2 separate regions of the Homo sapiens genome follow, and region 1 is linked to region 2. A link is a loop called in an ENCODE intact Hi-C map of the cell type or tissue named here. Cell type or tissue: A673. All regions are shown on one strand. Each heading gives the region's core, and the rest is flanking DNA. Links, peaks and the distances in the headings are about the cores only. Region 1 has its middle 5.7 kb from the start of PDS5B-DT. Region 2 overlaps STARD13 (StAR related lipid transfer domain containing 13).

Region 1 (6,923 bases), core at 1,801-4,300, 600 kb after region 2:
AGTGGCTTTACAGAAATCAGTAATATAAACCTTCATTTAAAACAATATTGTTTGGGAAAACTAAAATCTAAAGTTGATATTTGAACAAAAATAATCTTCTGTGTTTGGGATTTTTAAAAATAGCCAAGTTGCAATTCATTAGGAGCAACATAACACAACATTGTTTAAGACAGTTTAAGAGTGTGAACCATTCAAAACTCAGTTGTGAATGCTTTCTACACCAAGAAAGAGAAATTATGTGGGAATTATGTCCAAATGCTGGTTTTATACAGAAATGGTTAGGAGAATTGTCTTTGATTATGAATAACCACAAATGTAGTTCCCACCTCTACTAATTTTACTTTGTCACTATAACAAATCATCACAAAGTTGGTGGCTTAAAAGAGCACAAACTTATTGTCTTACTGGAGTGCAGAAGTTTGACAGGTATCTCGCTGGGCTAAAATCAAGGTGTTGTCAGGGCTGTGTGTCTTTCTGGAGGCTCCAAAGGAGAATCCCTTTTCTTACTATTTCCTTCTTCCAGAGGCTGCCCAGATCCCTTGGTTCATATCCTCCTTCCTCCATCCGCAAAGCCAGCTCCATGGCGTCTCTCTGACCTGCTTTTGTCACCGCAGCTCTTCCTCTGACTCCCTCATCCACTTTTAATACTCTTGTGATTATATTGGGCCCACTTGGATAATCTCTAATTTAAGGTCCATTGATTAGTGACCTTTATTCCCCTTTGCCATGTAACATAACATATTCAAAGGTTTGGGGATTACGACATGGATATTGTAAGGGGACCATTATTCAGTCTGCCACATCACTCATATTTGAGTTACCTGGGCTTTTTTTAATAGAGTCCAAATTTGAGGTTAAAGAGGTTAGCAAGTTGAAAGACATCAGGAATGCACACAATTAACCTGGACAGTCCTAAATATACCCCTATGGCCCCTACTGCATTTTGAGTACAGCCTTGCTGCACTACAGCATGGTTTCCAAAATATGGTGAAATGTTTATCATATTATACATAGTAGAGCACACTGGGCAGCTAATTAGTAAATGATAAGACTGGGCCCTACCTAGACAAACATTACCGGTTCAGCATAATTCAAGGTATGTCCCAAAGGCTAGTCAAGACAAAAATATGATCCCTGTTAGCCTGCAACAGTGCTGAAATTCCCACTAGACTAATTTATTGGGTTAAGGCATTGGATTCTCAGAAAACATGTTGGAATGTGGTTGTGTTACTTGAAAAAGTTAGGCAGGGCTCGGTGGCTCACGCCTGTAATCCAGCACTTTGGGAGGCCAAGGCAGGTGGATCACGAGGTCAGGAGTTCAGGACCAGCCTGGCCAAGATGGCGAAACCCCGTCTCTACTAAAAATACAAAAATTAGCCAGGTGTGGTGGCAGGTGCCTGTAATCCCAGCTACTTGGGAGCCTGAGGCAGAGAATTGCTTGAACCCGGTAGGGGGAGGTTGCAGTGAGCGGAGATCGCACCACTGCACTCCAGCCTAGACAACCGAGCGAGACTCCATCTCAAAAAAAAAAAAAAAAAAAACACTAACCCATTCATATCCATTAGGAGAAACTAAGCCCAACAGAAATTAGCTTTGTGATATTTTAGGCATTAGGCAAACTGGTGAGGCATTTTGATAAACTCCAAGCCCCTGAAGTTGATCCTTCATTCATGACATCACTACTGCTGAAAGATGGTATACGGGCTCTTTTCCTTCACCCTCATCCAAGACTCAGCCCCTGGTGCCTCAAATTTCTCCCTCCACAATTAATCCCCTGCATGAGGCACTGTGCCCATCCTGTGATCCTCTTTACAATGCAAATATTCCTGAAAGGATGCCACATTCATCTACAGTCCCAGGGCAGCTGTTCTTAACTCGAGTGGAGTGGAAGAATACCAAAATCATCTGGGAAATTTCTGTAAACTAGATCTTCAGAAACTATATTGGAATATGTTTGATACATCTAACTTTTTTAAAGAGTTCCAAAGATAGATGTCAGAAATTTTTACACAAAATATCGTAGCTTGCATTATCATCCAAAGAGAGATTTGGGTTTAAGAAAGCATTTATCATCAGTTCAACTTCTGGAAATAATAAAGAGATATAGAACCAAGAGCAATTTCACTTGAAAAGTAAGGAGAATGACAAAGGAGAATTTAGACTGCTGCTTTGAATATTTGTGCAAAGGCGTATAAATTCCTTCAATATAATATGTTTCACATATATTCACATGCAATCACTAATCAATGTTATTTACTTTTGCGCTATTTGAAAAATCTACAGGCCGGGCATGGTGACTCATTCCTGCAATCCCAGCACTTTGGGAGGCTGAGGTGGACAGATAGCTTGAGCCCAGGAGTTTGAGACAAGCCTGGGCAACATAGCAAGACCTCCCTCTATAAAAAATAAATAGTTAGCTGGGCATGGTGGCATGCACCTGTAGTTCCAGCTACTCGGGAGGCTGAGGAGAGAGGATCACTTGAGATGAGGAGAGGTTCCAGTAAGCAGTGATCGTACCATGGCACTCCAGCCTGGGCAACAGAACAAGATTCTGTCTCAAAAAAAATTTTTTTTTAATTTAAAAATCAGCATTCCAGTGTAAGATGGCCAAAAACTCCAAAACAATTTTTCAGTTTCACGTTTCTGTTCTAGGCAAGCAGCCTGTTTTTGAGCATAGGGTAGTAGCTCACTCTATATGGAACCAAGTTTGTATCACCTCTTATTCCAAGTAAATTGACTCCTAATACTTACTCTTCATGGATACGTAGGAAGCATACTTTGCTCTAACACAGGAATTCTATTTCTTCTGGCTGTCTCATTTAGTTAAAACTTGATATTTAAAATTAGCTTTATTCAGCAGCCAGCAGATGGAGCTATTGAAAAATGTTGACATCTCCATTCTTTTTTATGAAATAAAACTGGTTTAGAGATACACTTTAATTTTTTGCTGTGTAAATAATCTGCCCATTATAGAGAAATCTGGAACTGCAGTTAAGATTAAAAAGAAAAAAAGATCACTCATAATTATGCCACCAGAAAAATTTACTTATAATGCTTTGATATGTATCAGTCCAGAACATATTATATTCATATATTTAGATTTAGATTTGTTTTACAAAACATAATGTTTTATAATATAAAATTTGCTCCTAAAGGCATAGAAATCTCCAAGGATAATATTAAAATACTTGCAACTGTACAGGACAGGCAAGGACCAATGACAACAGATACTGGCTGTAGCTTGAATAGGACCACATATGCTGCCTGCTGTGTGAAGCATTAACTCTTCAATTAATGGATGATGGGCAAGGTCTTGGGGGCAGCAGGGAAGGGTTTGGGTGCCCAAGGAGGAAGGGGTAGGTTCAGGGAACCAACTGTATAGCAACCTTATAGAAGTGTTTCATTATTTTTAACATCCAATACAGCCACAATAATAAATACCAGGTGAACTATCAGCTCTAGAAATCTCTGGAAGAATATACAAGTTTACACAAAGGTAGAGGACTTCTAGATGGGAATCTAGGTGACTTGGGAACAAAGGTGAGAAAGAAATCTGTCACTGTAATACCTTTGATACTATGAGCATGCATTTAATATTTTAAAAATAAGTTTTAAATAAAATATCATAAATAACTTTCTGGTGAATAAATACACATTGATATTATTATTTTAGTGGCTATGTAATACTATTTTATTGTGTAGTTATGCTATGACTTATTTAATGAACCCCTATTGTTGAGTAGTTCAATAATGAATTATAACACACAAAATATATTTAAATCCATGACTCATAATATAGCTTAAAACTAAAAACATTCGGCCAGGCACGGTGGCTCATGCCTGTAATCCCAGCACTTTGGGAGGCCAAGGCGGGTGGATCATGAGGTCAGGAGATCCAGACCATCCTGGCCAACATGGTGAAACCCCGTCTCTACTAAAAAAATACAAAAATTAGCTGGGCATGATGGCACATGCCTGTAGTCCCAGCTACTCAGGAAGCTGAGGTAGGAGAATTACTTGAACCCGGGAGGTGGAGGATGCAGTGAGCCGAGATCACGCCACTGCACTCCAGCCTGGAGACAGAGCGAGACTTCGTCTCAATAAATAAATAAATAAATAAAATAAAAAGAAAAACAATCACTGTTGGAGGTTGCTAATGAACCATTTCATTATTTTTAAAACTGACAAATAAAGGAAAGAATCAATCATTTATCCTGCCTGCTCTGTACAGACTGTACCAGTGGAAAATCAAATAGTAATCTGTGAACAGAAGTAGTCCAGCTAACAAATGAAGAAGGAATGTAAAAAGTAGAATATTATTATTTTTAAAACCCTAATGAAAATAACTGATCCAGACATTGAACGTAAGTACCTGCTGGCATCACAAAGAGAGAGAATAAAGCATTAGATGTTCACTGACAGAGGAATACACCAGCACCTATGTAGTCATCTTGCCATAAAAATCTAACCTGAATATGAAAGAGCCTCTAGATACAAGTATCAATTTACAAGAAATACATAGGAACATGTTTTGGTTTTTCACACAAATAAATTCCAAGGAAGAAATAAATGAGGGATGGAGGAGAAACCTAAATATTAAAAGAGATTAACCAATCAGTCAGTTGCAATGTGTGTACCTATTTGGACCCTGAGTCAAAAAAATAAACTGTTAAAAAATAAATTGTGACATTTATAAGACATTTGGAAATTTGAACACTGGTTATTTAATGATATTAAAGAATTATTGTTTGTTTTTTGCAATAGTAGTACAATAGGTATGTTGAAAAATTTACTGAATACAAAGTCTTCTGTTTCTTGATCTAGCTATTAGTTACTCAGTGTGCTCAGTTTGTGAAAGTTTAGAGAGCACCACATTTTCTATATGAACATTATAATTCAGTATAAATTTGAAAATATAAATGCAAATGATAAACATGGCATATATAATTTTTTTAGAAAAAAAGAAATGAAGTGATATAATATCTAGGATTTACTTCAACATAATATAGAAAGGGAAAAAAGGTATATATGAAAAGGTATATATAAAAAAAGGGTATATATGAAACAAGATTTACCATGAGTTGATAATTGTTGAAGCTGGGTGATTGTAGTAGTTCATTCTCATGCTGCTAATAAAGACATACCTGAGACTGGTTAACTTACAAAGGAAAGAGTTTTAATTGACTTACAGTTCGGTATGGTTAAGGAGGCCTCAGGAAACTTACAATCATTATGGAAGGGGAAATAAACACATCCTTCTTCACATGGTGGCAGCAAGGAGAAGTGCCAAACAAAAGGGGGAAAAGCCCCTTATGAAAACATCAAATCTCATGAGAACTCACTCACTAGCAAAAGAACAGCAGCAAAAGGGTAACTGCCCCCATGATTGAATTATCACTCACCAGGTCCCTCCCACAATACATGGGGATTATGGGAACTACAATTCAAGATGAGATTTGGGTGGGGACATAGCCAAACCATATCATTCCATCCCTGGCCCTTCCTAAATCTCGTCCTCACATTTCAAAACACAATCATGCCTTCCCAACAGTCCACCAAAGTCTTTACTCATTCTGGCATTAACCCAAAAGTCCAAGTCCAAAGACTTGTCTGAGACAAGGGAAGTCCCTTCTGCCTATGAGCCTGTAAAATCAAAAGCAAGTTAGTTACTTTCTAGATACAATGGGGGTACAGGCATTGGGTAAATATGCTTGCTCCAAATGGAAGAAACTGGCCAAAACAAAGAGGCTATAGGCCCAATGCAAGTCCAAAATTCAATAGGGAGTCGTTAAATTTTAAAGTTTTAAAATGATCTCCTTTGACTCCATGTCTCACATCAAGGTCACAGTGATGCAAGAAGTGCACTCCCACGGCCTTGGGCAGCTCTGCCCCTGTGAATTTTCAAGGTACAGCCCCCCTCCAGGCTGCTTTCACAGGCTGGTGGTGAGTGTCTGTGGCTTTTCCAGGCACAAGGTGCAAGCTGTCAGTGGATCTACCATTCTGGGGTCTGGAGGATGGTAGCCCTCTTCTCACAGCTCTACTAGGCAGTTCTCCAGTGGGGACTCTGTGTGGGGGCTCCAACCCCACATTTCCCTTCCACACTACCCTAGCAGAGGTTCTCCATGAGGGCCCCACCCCTGCAACAGACTTCTGCCTGGATACCCAGGTGCTTCCATACATCCTCTGAAATCTAGGCAGAGGTTCCCAAACCTCAATTCTGGTCTTCTGCATACCTGCAGGCCCAACACCATGTGGAAGCTGACAAGGCTCGGGGCTTGCACCTCCTGAAGCAATGGCCTGAGCTGTACCTGGGCCTCTTTTAGCCATGGCTCGAGCTGCAGCAACTGGGACACAGGCTGCACAGAGCAGTGGGGCCCTGGACCCAGCCCAGGAAACCATTTTTCCCTCATTGGCCTCCAGGCCTGTGATGGGAGGGGCTGCTCTGAAGTTCTCTGACATGCCCTGGAGACATTTTCCCCAATATCTTAGTGATTAACATTTGGCTCCTTATTACTTATGCAAATTTATGCAACAGACTTGAATTTCTCCCCAGAAAATGGGTTTTTCTTTTATATTGCATTGTCAGACTGCAAATTTTCCAAACTTTTATGCTCTGCTTCCTTTTGAATGCTTTGCCACTTAGAAATTCCTTCCACCAGATACCCTAAATCATCTCTCCCAAGTTCAAAGTTCCACAGCTTTCTAGGGCAGGGGCAAAATGCCAACAGTCTCTTTGCTAAAGCATAACAAGAGTCACCTTTGTTCCAGGTCCCAACAAATTCCTTATCTCCATCTGAGACCACCTCAACCTGGACTTTATATCACTATCAGCATTTTGGTCAAAGCCCTTTAACAAGTCTCTAGGAAGTTCCAAAGTTTCCCACATCTTCCCTGTCTTCCAAGCCCTCCAAATCTCTAGGAAG
Region 2 (6,923 bases), core at 1,498-3,997:
CTGAATGTGTCCAAATGTCACATATCCAAAGTGTCACATCTCATTTATGACTCTCATTACATCTTGTTAAAGAGCACTGCATTGTGTGAAGCATGGCTTCCTGAGATACAGCTTCATTTACCAGAAAGAGTATCATGAAACATTCTGTGGACTGCAAAAAATGAATTGCATGTTAGATACTTGTCGTGTAAGAATCTCCAGGCAGGTTGATGGGTGCCATGTGACCCCAAGGACCTCCTGCAGGCACAGAGGGAGGAGCATGAGATTCTACTTCCAAGAAGGCAGTGAGTTCACACGAATCTCAGCTCCTAATTCATCTGGGGGAAGAAGATGGGTTGTTTATGGCAGAACCATGTGGCTAACCTTCTTCTGCCTTCTTCTGAATCTCACCTCAACTGCAAGGCTTTTCCTGGTCATCTTATCCAAAATGCCCCCTCCTGCTCTGAGACCCGGAGGATAGTGTCCTGTTCTGCAGGGCTTTTGCTTTCTTTGGTTGTGGTAGTGCCTGGATGGGTCTTTGTCTATCCCTGCTTGGTTTAGAGACCTACAGGGTAGGACCCACTGCCCACAGCCTTGCATTCACCTTCAGCACCTACCAGCAGGCTTTCACAACAGGGGCACCCAGCAGGTGTCTGTTGAATAAATAAGTAAAGACAAATGCCTTCCACTTCTGCATACCAAATGAAGAGAGCTGAGAGAAGAGAAGCAGAGACCATCCATCAGAACCACTATCTTCTAATATGGGAAAGTAACATAAGCACCTCTGCCCTAGTAATAGTAGCAAATGCTGTGCTCCAGGTACTTTACAGAAATGCAATCATTTAATCTTTACGGCAACCCTCTGAGGTAGGTACTCCTGTTTATTCCCATTCTATAGATGAAGAAACTGAGGTATGCTAGAATTAACCTACCCAGGGTCACACAGGTAATGAGAGGTGTATCCAGAATTTTGGACTCACTTCTAACTGCTTGATGCCGTATTTACCCCTCTTGTGCCCATCTGGTTCAATTATGCCCTCAAATAAAGGAGTATTTTCTAAAAACATTGACAGGTTCTTTTTAAAAAGTTAATCTGTAAAACTAAGTATATGTATTCAATAAGAGTAGAAACTTGAGCTTTATTCCAGAAACAGATATGCCATTGGTTAAGAACAAAATGAAATTAGAATGTATCTTCATTGTAAACTCTCTTTAAAGCAATAACATGAACCCTGTACAAAAGTAGTCTTGCCTTAAAGAGTTGCTCTTTTGGTAAATTTGCTAGTTTTACAAATTTGGATCATGTTTTGCTTTTGATTATTTGAAGAATTTTGGGAGTCACATAGACTCCAGATATTCATTTAGTCATTAAAACAAGATGTGGAGATTTTCTTTATTTGGTCTAGTTTGTTTTGTTTTTTGAGTACAACCTTGAAACTTCAGCAACCAGGAAATACCAAGTTATTACATAAAGTAAAATATATCTTTGAAATTGTCTAAATACATATGCAGAAGGTCAAAGACAAGTGAAACAGCTGTTACATAAAATCTCCACTTTCCAGATACCTAAGACATTCAAGAAGGAAGAGGTGGGAATACGGTCCAGGACCTTAGTTTTGAATTTCCTGGCTCCTGTTAGTTTAAGATATCCCTGTAGCATCATTTAAACACAGTTCTGGTACATGAATAAACTTCCATTTGGAATTTCCTTTTTGAAGTCTGCTGAGAATATAAATCAAAACCATATGAGATGTGTCTTAATCCAGAATGTGAAATAACATGAGAAATGTCAACCCAGAAGTAGTCCCTGAAATACGTTCACCAGGATGCACGTTCTGGTGAAATTCTTTATTTAGAATGAAAGCCTCCAAAGAACTGGATTTATTATTTTTAACCCATGATTATGGCAGCCTGAATTGATGAAAGAAGATACTTTTTAAAGTAATGTCAGTAGAAATGTTATTCAAGCCACCTAGAATGTTTGAGAAGGACATCTGTTGACATAAAAAGATGTTCAAAATGCATTGTCGAGTGCAAAAGCAGATTCCAATTTTATTTAAAGATTATGTAAAATAGATAGTATACTTAGCCTAGATACATGAACACATCTTCATAATAAAAGAACAAGAGACGTTATGCCAACAAAATATTGATCAATCTCTAGGTGGTAGAATTATGGCAATATCTTCCTTCCTTCCTTCCTTCCTTCCTTCCTTCCTTCCTTCCTTTCCTTCCTTCCTTCCTTCCTTCCTTTCCTTCCTTCCTTCCTTCCTTCCTTCCTTCCTTTCCTTCCTTCCTTCCTTCCTTCCTTCCTTCCTTCCTTCCTTCCTTTCCTTCCTTCCTTCCTTCCTTCCTTCCTTCCTTTCCTTCCTTCCTTCCTTCCTTCCTTCCTTCCTTTCCTTCCTTCCTTCCTTCCTTCCTTCCTTCCTTCCTTCCTTTCCTTCCTTCCTTCCTTCCTTCCTTCCTTCCTTTCCTTCCTTCCTTCCTTTTTTCCTTCCTTCCTCCCTCCCTTTCTCCCTCCTTCCTCCCTTCCTCCATTACTTTCGTTTTCTTTTTGCTTATATTTTTGCTTAGTAACAGAAAATTGAAATCATTTATTTGATTTTCAAATAATAAGCATAGTGCCTTCATTTGACAGCCTTCTTGTTTATCACATGGCTTGACATGAATGCTGCTAAAATCCAGTGATATCCCCAGCTCAGCTGGTCCTTGAGTTGACTTTGACGGATTTGCCAGCCTTGCAGTATGCCAGAATTGTGTAACTAGCATCACCAAAATCTTACAATAGAGCCCATTTGCTGGTACTTTAGTCATGAAAGGATTGGTTGCATTTTTAAATGGCTGATTTGGTTTGTGTTTTTTCCTTCTATTCGTACATTTGCCTTGATTTGACTGTGTGTGTGTAAGTTTTTCAAATCTTAGGTTTAGATTTTGCTACTCTTACAATCAGATTTCATTTAGGAATTTTAAGCCACTTTTATCTCTTATTCAAATCTATTCTTACAGAAAATGATCTTTTTATACCTGAATTCAGTGAGTATTTGGCAGGCAGATTAGCCAAGACCGTCATACTGACTTTATTAGTAAAAGTTGTCATATTCCTCAAAGCTAGCCAGGGAATTAAATTCTATTCATATTAGACAAGGTAGCCACCTGGACCTCCATTTAGAAATAGATGTATCTTTACATAGCATGTACTTCTGCTGTTTCCTACTTTGTTTTTAAACATCAAATGTGAAGATCCTCAATTAAGATTTTGTGACGATAATTATAAAGGCCCAAAGAGTTCTTTAAAATTTGAAGTTATCTGCTATACAATTTTAAATATTCCAGAATTTGTAAACTTCTATTATATTAAACTTTTAAAACATTTTTATAGTTGATGTAACTTTCTTAACCTTTTGGATTACATTTGTGGCATGTTTATGGGATGCCTCAATTAACTTTAATCTGAGTATGCCGTGTGTTTAGATTGTAGCATGATACAAGTCATTGATGCATCACTGTGCCTGATGACAAAAGGGAGTTGCAGCATAGGAATTAAGTTTCTTAAGTCTTCAGTGGAGAACTTCATCTCTTCCATCCCAAATCAAGTAAAGCTATTTCAAATACCTGAACTCATTTTAAATTTCCTTCTATAAGGAATATATAATGTCAATATCTATTAACAAACTGCAAATAAAAATCCCTTAGAGAGCAGACTTTTAAGCTCAGCAGTATCTTTGACCTTGAAGAGCATAGGGAAAAATGAATCTATCGATAGCTGTAAACCTAGTAACAATTTCATTTCTTGAATGTAATCTTTATTCCTGGAATGAGTGATGCATGTTTAGAAAATCATTCATACTGCCAATGCTGTTGCCTACGTTCAGCAGACAAGTAGAAAGGGTTCCAGAAAACTGGCAAAGACACGTTGAAAAATCCTAGTAAATATTTTATTTACACTCTGAGCCAGTGCCAAGGAATTTTTTAAGAAAATACATACAATATCAAGTTTTCATGTATACTCAGATAATAGGATTATACTTGAGCTGTGGAAATCTTTTCCTGGAATTAAATTAAGCAAGAACTAGTTTTGATTGATCCAGATATGACAGTTGCTGAGAAGTTACATGCAGAAAGCCTTGCAGAGGGAGTCAGAAGCTTCAGCCAAGCTGTATCTATCTTGCCATGTCAACCCCAAAAGGAGCAAAGGAATTGAAAAGGGCCTGCAGAAGTATTGGAGTGACTTTATCCTAACAGAATCTGTGCTCCTTCTTTCACCTACATGGCAAGGTTTTCCCCTGCTATCATGAAATCTTCTTGGGTAATTGGAGTACCAAGAGCTAAAAAAGAGTTGAGCAAATCAAACAGCAGATAACCTCTTACAAGCATAGACATTCAGAAATGTCTGAAAAGATACAGGAGGAGTTTGCATCCCTAAAAACACGCATTTTTTTAACATTTAAAAAAGAAAAATCTTAAAGCAATGTAGGATGGAAGAGTACCTGTCAAAAGCTAAGAAATCTGACTTCCTAGTGGTGGTGGGATTTGTCCAAAGCAGTTGCTCTTCCCCAGGCAAGAAATCATCAGCATGACACAGAGTGAGTACCCACAGGCCCTTCTGATACTGGTCATTTGGCCAATTTTGTGGAAGTTGGAGCTCGGCTCTGAGAGCCAATATCAAGACAGCAACCTGGACTCTTGTTCACCACCTTTCCTACAGAAGCTGGAGAAACTGAATTAGAGAGGGAGAGACAATCTGCAGAATCTCATGCACTTGTCCCAAGAAGGGTTACTGAAGACTCTACTGGCTTGGTGGTTCAACATGGAGGTGTTTTGGCCAATGCTTGCAAATTATGATGCTCTATCTAATTGTCTGGTCAACTCTGTGTTCCCTGCCTTGCATTTCAGTTGCTTGACTGACTCCATCTTGAAGAATCTCTTGGGATTTAGTGGTAGGCAGTGGCTCCACAACTTCAAAAAGCTGGGGATGTATGCATGCAGCCTCCCTGAGAAATACCACAAGCGCCTGATTGGAACAATCTGTATCAAATGAAAGAGGAGAATAAAGAACTACTCTGCTTCATGGAAAACTTGAGTCAAAACAATCTGGTCAGAAACTATTTGGCTGGGAGAGCATCTATTTTCTGCTTTCTTTTTCTCTCAGATTGACTGGGGTTTGGGGATTGTAAACATTTTTTTCTTTTTAAATACTATTGGGAATACAGGCATGGAAAATATATTTCTGATGAGTTTCCTCATTCACTTGCAACGGAGCTTTTGATTTTCTGTGGTGCAAATGTGTATATGAGCACACATTCACACACATGGATGCATGTGAGGATTGTTTACAACATTTTTTGGAATTCATATAGATCATGCACTCTAGGCAGAGAAGCAGAATTCGGAGCAGAAATGATTACTGAGACTATGTTCATCTCTACACCACACTAACAGACATGCAACAACAGTTTCCGCTTGAGATAAAGGTCCATAGTGCCTTCCATATGCCTCATCTATAGAGTGAATAGCTGGCAGCTGTGTTACATTAGCTTACGCTAGATTATGCCACTTGAACAAATTGCCCCTCAAGTTGTAGTGGCATAAAACAAGTGTATTTATTGCTTATATTACATGTCAGCAGCTGGTCTGCTGTTTCTCTGTCCCCAGTGTCATCATTCCAATACCTAGGCTGAAGGAATATCTCTTAGCCTCATGGTAAAGGGAAAAGAGCAGGAAAGGTGGTTGGGTTAGGGGATGGCTCTTGAGATGTTTTTCTGAAACTAGCACAGGTCACATCTGTTCACATTTAATTGGCCAAAGTGGGTCATATGGCCAAGCATAACATTAGTGAGGTGGGAAGGGTATGCCTCCTAGTTGCAGGAGAACTGCACATGGCAGCTGGAAAGGGCAGGGCGTCACTGTGGGCATACAAAGAAAAAAAAATGCATAAGTGTGTGTGACTATATAGTATATATATATGTTAATTATATATTTAAGGCTAATTAAAAATTAACAGTAAATATGTGTAACGTATTTGTTTACGTATATGTCATATGTCGTAATATCTATGGTTTCCCCAACCAGGCTGAAAAAGACTGATTAAAAATAACCCTTGAGTGACGAGGAATAAACCTGCTTAGGTTTATTCTCTACTTAGCTGGAGAATTTGCTCGATCTTCTTTTACTCTAATAGGAATTAAGTGACTAGATTTGCTATGAATCCAGCTTCCAGAAGATATTTCAAGGCCTAGGAAACAAGGCTTATGTGTAGAATTGGTGAAGGAATTTTATGTCTCAACACATCTCTCATTCTTGCGTTTGGGAAAGAAGTCCACATAAACAGAGCTGAGAGTCTCTGTCTTGACTGAGTACAGGTAAGCGTGATCACTCTATACGGGTCTTCCAGGTTTCCTCTTCCTATTGCTGTATACTTGCTGACAGTCAGATATTTTATTGCACATCAAGGAAAAGATTGCCTCAAATTATGGATAGATAAAGTGGGTGTTTATAAGTTGATCCACTATTTTGAATATTCAGTGATTAATAATCCCAAATTCATTCCAAATAACCTGTATTTTAGTTCCTCTTAGTAACTTAGAAAATCATGGAAAGAAAATGTTATGAATATTAGGAAAAAATTATATTTGGTATACAATTAAGGTCTTTTACATATCAAAATAACTTAACATATAATTTTAAAAGTGCAAAAAGATATATCCTGATGCCATACCATGGGATGTAAATCAAAGTCTGTTACTACTAAAAATCTGACATTCCTTCCTGTATCTGTCACTAAGGTTATAAAGCCCTCCTGGCAGGATTATGGTGGTAGCGTATGGTTCTATGTAATATTAATGATTGCATCATTGGTATCCATATATAGATGGGATGGATACCCTGGCATTGATTTTAACAAAACTGGCTTAATGTATGGCCAAAGAAATACACCTTCAATAAAT

What was found. A loop is a pair of places that touch in the nucleus more often than their neighbours do. Peaks named below come from ENCODE experiments on the same cell type or tissue, not always from the same donor. Only the 100,000 strongest peaks of a DNase experiment are listed, where the experiment ranks them.
Region 1: a loop joins it to region 2, with 3 times the contacts of the local background. A loop is called at or near these places in 3 of 110 quality-filtered maps.

What each region holds. Positions count from the first base shown.
Region 1 is chr13:32,577,327-32,584,249 of GRCh38, reverse strand. No RefSeq gene overlaps it. Among named protein-coding and RNA genes, the nearest start is that of PDS5B-DT, 5.7 kb to the left of the region's middle. In A673, for the core only: a CTCF peak has its summit at 2,865 (motif pointing right); a DNase peak (open chromatin) is centred at 2,879.
Region 2 is chr13:33,173,296-33,180,218 of GRCh38, reverse strand. The region is part of intron 1 of STARD13 (StAR related lipid transfer domain containing 13); the gene reads left to right. Among named protein-coding and RNA genes, the nearest start is that of STARD13-AS, 100 kb to the left of the region's middle. In A673, for the core only: no CTCF peak of the experiment used is centred there; DNase peaks (open chromatin) are centred at 1,868 and 2,638; H3K4me3 peaks cover 1,331 bases; H3K27ac peaks cover 2,242 bases.